2 separate regions of the Mus musculus genome follow, and region 1 is linked to region 2. The links are chromatin loops, found by intact Hi-C in ENCODE. Cell type or tissue: left cerebral cortex. All regions are shown on one strand. Each heading gives the region's core, and the rest is flanking DNA. Links, peaks and the distances in the headings are about the cores only. Region 1 has its middle 2.7 kb from the start of Gm36909. Region 2 overlaps Gm36857 (a long non-coding RNA gene).

Region 1 (2,914 bases), core at 316-2,815, 54 kb before region 2:
CCAAAAGTCCCCCATACCCACCACCCCACTCCCCTACCCACCCACTCCCCCTTTTTGGCCCTGGCGTTCCCCTGTACTGGGGCATATAAAGTTTGCAAGTCCAATGGGCCTCTCTTTCCAGTGATGGCCGACTAGGCCATCTTTTGATACATATGCAGCTAGAGACAAGAGCTCCGGGGTACTGGTTAGTTCATATTGTTGTTCCACCTATAGGGTTGCAGTTCCCTTTAGTTCCTTGGGTGCTTTCTCTAGCTCCTCCATTGGGGACCCTGTGATCCATTCAATAGCTGACTGTGAGCATCCACTTCTGTGTTTGCTAGGCCCCGGCATAGTCTCACAAGAGACAGCTATATCTGGGTCCTTTCAGCAAAATCTTGCTAGTGTATGCAATGGTGTCAGCGTTTGGAAGCTGATTATGGGATGGATCCCTGGATATGGCAATCACTAGATGGTCCATCCTTTTGTCACAGCTCCAAATTTTGTCTCTGTAACTCCTGCATTTTCTTTATATGTATTGATAGGAACATTTAAAATTTGCTTTCGTGGAAATTATGCGTATGTATGTGGTATATGTTTTACAGAGTGTGTGTGTGCCCGTGTGTGGAAAACTATCTCAGGTGTAAACTATCTCTAGTCAGGGTATAAAGCACCTATGAGAATTACCTTTGTTTTTCTAGATTTTCACAGAGCTCTAAACACATACACAAAAACACACAAAACAGAAACCAACAGATCTAGACACACTCGACCCTTTCTTGTCCTCCACAAGCAGGCAAAAGAATTAGACGATGTTGGAGGGGGAAGCTTCCGCTTCAACATGTGCACATGTGTGTAGGCTAAGTGGGAGTCAAGGCAGTCTTCCTCCATCTCTTACTATGTTCTTTTTCCAGACACATCTGTCATTGGAGCTCAGGATTCAGCTAGACTGGTCAGCCAGCAGACTCCAGGGATCCCCATCTCTGCCTCTTGAGCATTCAGAGAGGTCCTTTCTTGGCTTCTGGAATTCGGCGAAGATCCTGGCAAGCCCAGCCTTTGGGCCCATGGCTGCCTCTGACTCACCATAGGCCTCTGATGAGTCCAGTGACATGTTCTACCAACAGATACAATTTTTCAAAAGCTGGAGTTTTATCCTGGGGCCCCTTGACTCCTTTGGTCTCCTTAAGTTCTCTTCTCCTTCTTCTCCTTTTTCTTCTCTTTTTCCTCTTTCTCCTCCTCCTCCTCCTCCTCTGCAGCTTTCCAGTCTGTCCTGACATGTACACACCCATTCTGCAGTCCACCTATAGATGGTCCCATTAGCATAGAGACAATATGAGGGAGGGATTTGTTCTGACTTCTTTTAATCATGTCTACCTTTTTGTTTTATTCTCCATTCTCTCTTTTTCTTTTTAAAATCAATTTTAATTATTTTTATTAATTTTAAGTTGTTATACAAAATAATAGATTTTATGGTAACATTTGCATATGCATGTATCCTCACTGTTATACCTCCTTAAGGAAACTGCATTCCCAAAACTTCCCAGCGTGTCTCTTGAAGGCTTTATTTTCATGTAAGGAAAGAAAACATGCAAAGAAGGCAAATCAGAATCCCAAACCTCAAGCTTCAACAAGGAGTGGCCCGTCTGCCAGCCACTCCCCATGTGTGAACTTGTCTAATAATCTTTTCAATCCTGAGACATAATTTGGGTGACTAATATCCCCTGGGATAGGCCAAACACTTGATCCCTCCCCACCACGCCCAGATCCTCAAGTGGGTCTCAAAAACATGCTGATTGTTATGCTAGGCCAGAACCTTCAAAGCAAGATGCTGCCCTCTTCCTGCAATGGCTGGCCTTGACAGAAGCCTTAGAAAGATGGTTGGTAGAGGCAGCTGGGGGGGAGGGGGAGAGACAGCTGTCAGGCTTTTGAGAGAAGTCAGAAGAAAACGAGGGAAGAGAGAGGATGAATAAATGAAGAGGTGGGTGAGGGAACTCAGTTGGGAAGACACCCTCTGGCCATCTGGATTTGCACAAGGAGAACAACCTGGGAGTCCCTCCCATCTGCCGCATTCCAGTGCCTGAACTCATATCGGCGCCCGGGCTGGCAGGGAGCCGCCTTTCTTGTTGAGGTCTGCAAAGTGCAGAGTACGGGAAAGCCTGAGACAGGTTTAGGTGGGGGAAAGAGGAAATAGGCTATTCGTCATCAGGTTTCTTTGCTTGCACCAAAGGATCAGAGATGTGACATTACCTCCCTGCGTTCAGGGCCTCTACTTCTCTCCCTGCCCCCACAGTAGGGTTCAAGACCTTAAATTACAGAGATGAAGAATTTCGCATCTCTCTGGAAAACCAGTCAGGCTTTTTGTTCCCCTTCCTGCTCGCTCCTTTTAAATCCTGGGATTTTCCATCATTAACCATCAAATGAATTCTTAAATAGTTTCTTGCTAATCCCTGTCTAGGTGATTACACACACACACACACACACACACACACAGAGAGAGAGAGAGAGAGAGAGAGAGAGAGAGAGAGAGAGAGAGAGAGAGAGAGACAGGCTGAAGCAAGCAGCAGGGAGCCGTGTATTGATGACAGCAATCCTGAAATTATTTCAAAGAGAAGGAATGCCCTGGGGGTTTGCCGGCAATAAGTCCTTCAGAGGTCTAGGGAAGCTGATCTGGGGGGGGGGGGAGCCTGATTGCCCCATCCCTAAGCTGCCCTGTGGGTGTGGCTGCTCCAGGCCCCCCCCTCCCTTTTGGATTTTACATTTTATTTATTTAGTTATGACTATGACAACTATCCCAATTTCCTAGGAAGTTTTCTCTTGATACTGCTGCTGTACCAAGGTATAAGGGCTGCAAGTCTCATCAGATATACGGACCATAATTTTTGACTGCAAATCATGATGCTGGGTAATGTTTGAATGAAAACATTTGATATGGATGGTT
Region 2 (2,914 bases), core at 123-2,622:
ACTGTAACTCCCATGCATCCCCACCTCTCTCTCTCTCTCTCTCTCTCTCTCTCTCTCTCATCCATGTAGACTGTTCTTTACCATACACTCCTTTCACGATACATTGCTTCCTAAAGCAACAGGACAAACTAATTTTGGACTAAAACTTTCAAAACTGTGAGTCTGTCTTTTTTTTTAAATAACTTGCTTATCTCAAGTATTTTGTTATAGTCACAGAAAGCTCGCTCACACACCAGCTAACCTTGGAGTTAAGTTCATCAGCCTCAGTTTGTGGGTACCAGAAAAGCAATGCCATAGCAGCGTGCTTATTCGCCTTCTGTTCAAAGACTATCTGTGAACCTAGCATTGGTCAAGAAGTACAGGGGAACGCCAGGGCCAAGAAGTGGGAGTGGGTGGGTAGGGGAGCAGGGCGGGGGGAGGGTATAGGGAACTTTCGGGATAGCATTTGAAATGTATATAAAGAAAATATCTAATTAAAAAAAAAAAAGAACTATGCTGAGTACCCGTTGCCTAATGAAAAGTGAACTCCCCGGCTAACCTGTGGTTTAACTGCTTTCAGAACAATACCAAGTGACCCTCTTAGTCCAGCAGGCCACATATCAGTCTCACAATCTGAAGGGCAGTACCAAGCACTTGGGTCATGGTGTGTTTTGTTGCTCCCCCTGATTTCATCATGACCTAGGAAAGCACCTCTCTCGGAAAGTACTATTTTTCATAGAAGCGATATATATCACAACCCTGAAATCATATCATGAAAAAAACAAGTCAGTAAACCAAGCCAGTAAACTCTCTCTGAATTTTTCCCATCAGGTTTAACTTACTATATATTCATATTTACTGCCAGACAAGTGACGATACTAAAGGGGTAACAAACTATAGACAGCGGGTTTCATTTGAGGGAACTGAATCCATGTGTGTGTGTGTGTGTGTGTGTGTGTGTGTGTGTGTGTGTGTGTGTGTGTGTGAAAGAGAGAGAGAGAGAGAGAGAGAGAGAGAGAGAGAGAGAGAGAGAGAGACCCAATATAACTGGGCACCCCAGTTTGGGATCAGCTGCGGAAATGCCACTACATTCTTTACTGTGCAGATGGCCTCTGAGGGGCTGAGGTGGGAGGGGAAGGTCACACTTGTTAAAGGGTGACACCTACTGGTGGGATAGCACACTGCATCTCAATTCTACTAGACAGTGGAGTGCCCAGCAATCACAATGCCTAGGTAGAGCGGTTGGAGAGAGTTTTGTTCCCTAGCATCCTAACCCTCTTCTACCATGAGTGGCCCGCTCCCCAATAAGACATCCCAATTTCTAACACAGAAACAAAGGCTTCGAAGCTCTGCTTTCCCTAACAGTGGGCTCAGCCCACTGAAGAGGATCGCCAATGATTTTGAATCTCAAGAGGCTCCTCTAAGAAAGATTGGGAGCATAGAAACACCGGAGGCGGGAGCTATCGATGGTGTCCTGGCCATGCCGCAAATGTTCGGATCTGATTATTTCTACTGTCTGCTCCCCCTCTCACACACTTCCTGCTTCTGCTTCTGCACATATGCTGTAAATTCTGACTGCCCACGATCCTTCCAATAAAGCCACTTCTCCATTTAAGGTAACGGAGTCAATTTCTGCTGGTTAGAACTGGCAACTCTAGCTGGAACACTGTCAGACATTTGAGTAGCAGGCACTATGTCACAACAATACAGGTCTCAGTCGCTCCTCCCTCCCAAATACTTCCCTTGCCAAAAACAGACAGAAACGAGGCAAAAGAGACTAACCTGGTTGAGTCACACAACTAGCTTGGCAGAACCGTGGAACAAACCCAGCCAGTCTGGTGCTGTAATTGATTCTCTCAAACAATTCACAAAGCTTTTGGTTTTTTTTTTGTTTTTTAAAGCTAGGACTTGGAAAAGAGTGAGAGTCCTAAAGTCTGTGAGCACATGGCGGGCACCAGCAGAGAGAAGGCTTGCAGCTTCGTACAGAAGGTGACCCTGAACACAATTTCACCATGAGGCTAGAGAGACTCACGTGTCTTTCACTGGCAAGGGGACTCTTTCCAAATCCGAAACTGTGTTTTGTGTGTATGAATGTAGATCTGTCTTGTTAAGAAAGGCCATCGCCTATGGGAGGAAAAGCCTGGATCTACCCACTAGATGAAGCCATGCATGGATCAGATTAAACTCAAGTTCCAGATTTGAAGCTCCAGCAGGAAGTCCCTACAAAGATGCAGACCTACCAGAATATGGACTTGGTTTAGTTGCTTACTTATTCATTTAGCTATTTGGGTTTTTAAAGATTTATTTATCTTTATGTTTTGCCTGAACATATGTCTGTACACCACAAGCATTAGATTCTCTGGAACGGGAGAATTGCAGACAGTTGTACACTGCCACATGGGTGCTAGAATGAAACCCGGGTGTTCTGCAAGAGCAGCCAGGACTCTTAATTGCCCAGACCATAGTTACTTGCTTTTTTTATTCTGAGTCTTAACCCAGCTCAAGCTGGTTTCGAACCCTCTTTATAGCTGAGGTTTATAGCTGGCCTTGAACTCTGACTTTCTTCCTCACACACCCCAAGCTCTGGGGTTGCATAGCCACCATGTCCATCTTTTTCAGAAGGTGACTTTTAAAAAACACAAACAAGCCAGGCATAATTGCCACACTGGTAATATCCCAGCCTTCAGAAGCTGAGACAAGAAGGCAGTTGGGAGTTCAAGAGCAGCCTGTGTTGCTATAAAGCACGTTCCAGGCTACCCTGAGACATGCCATGAAAGCCTATCTCAGAAAGACAACAAAGGAGCTAGAGAGACAGCTCAGTGGTTAAGAGCATTGGCTGCTCTTGCAGAGGACCCAGGTTCAATTCCCAGAACCTATAAGGCAGCTCACATTTATCTGTAACTCCCATTCCAGCAAATCTAATGCTCTGTTCTGG

The links. Hi-C counts contacts between places; a loop is a spot of excess contacts. Peaks named below come from ENCODE experiments on the same cell type or tissue, not always from the same donor. Only the 100,000 strongest peaks of a DNase experiment are listed, where the experiment ranks them.
Region 1: a loop joins it to region 2, with 7 times the contacts of the local background. A loop is called at or near these places in 5 of 42 quality-filtered maps.

What each region holds. Positions count from the first base shown.
Region 1 is chr2:71,651,537-71,654,450 of GRCm38, reverse strand. No RefSeq gene overlaps it. Among named protein-coding and RNA genes, the nearest start is that of Gm36909, 2.7 kb to the left of the region's middle. In left cerebral cortex, for the core only: a CTCF peak has its summit at 1,806; a DNase peak (open chromatin) is centred at 1,966; H3K27ac peaks cover 102 bases.
Region 2 is chr2:71,597,250-71,600,163 of GRCm38, reverse strand. All of the region lies in intron 1 of Gm36857 (a long non-coding RNA gene), which reads right to left. Among named protein-coding and RNA genes, the nearest start is that of Gm36857, 7.4 kb to the right of the region's middle. In left cerebral cortex, for the core only: a CTCF peak has its summit at 1,161 (motif pointing left); DNase peaks (open chromatin) are centred at 1,151, 1,575 and 2,042; H3K4me3 peaks cover 393 bases; H3K27ac peaks cover 280 bases.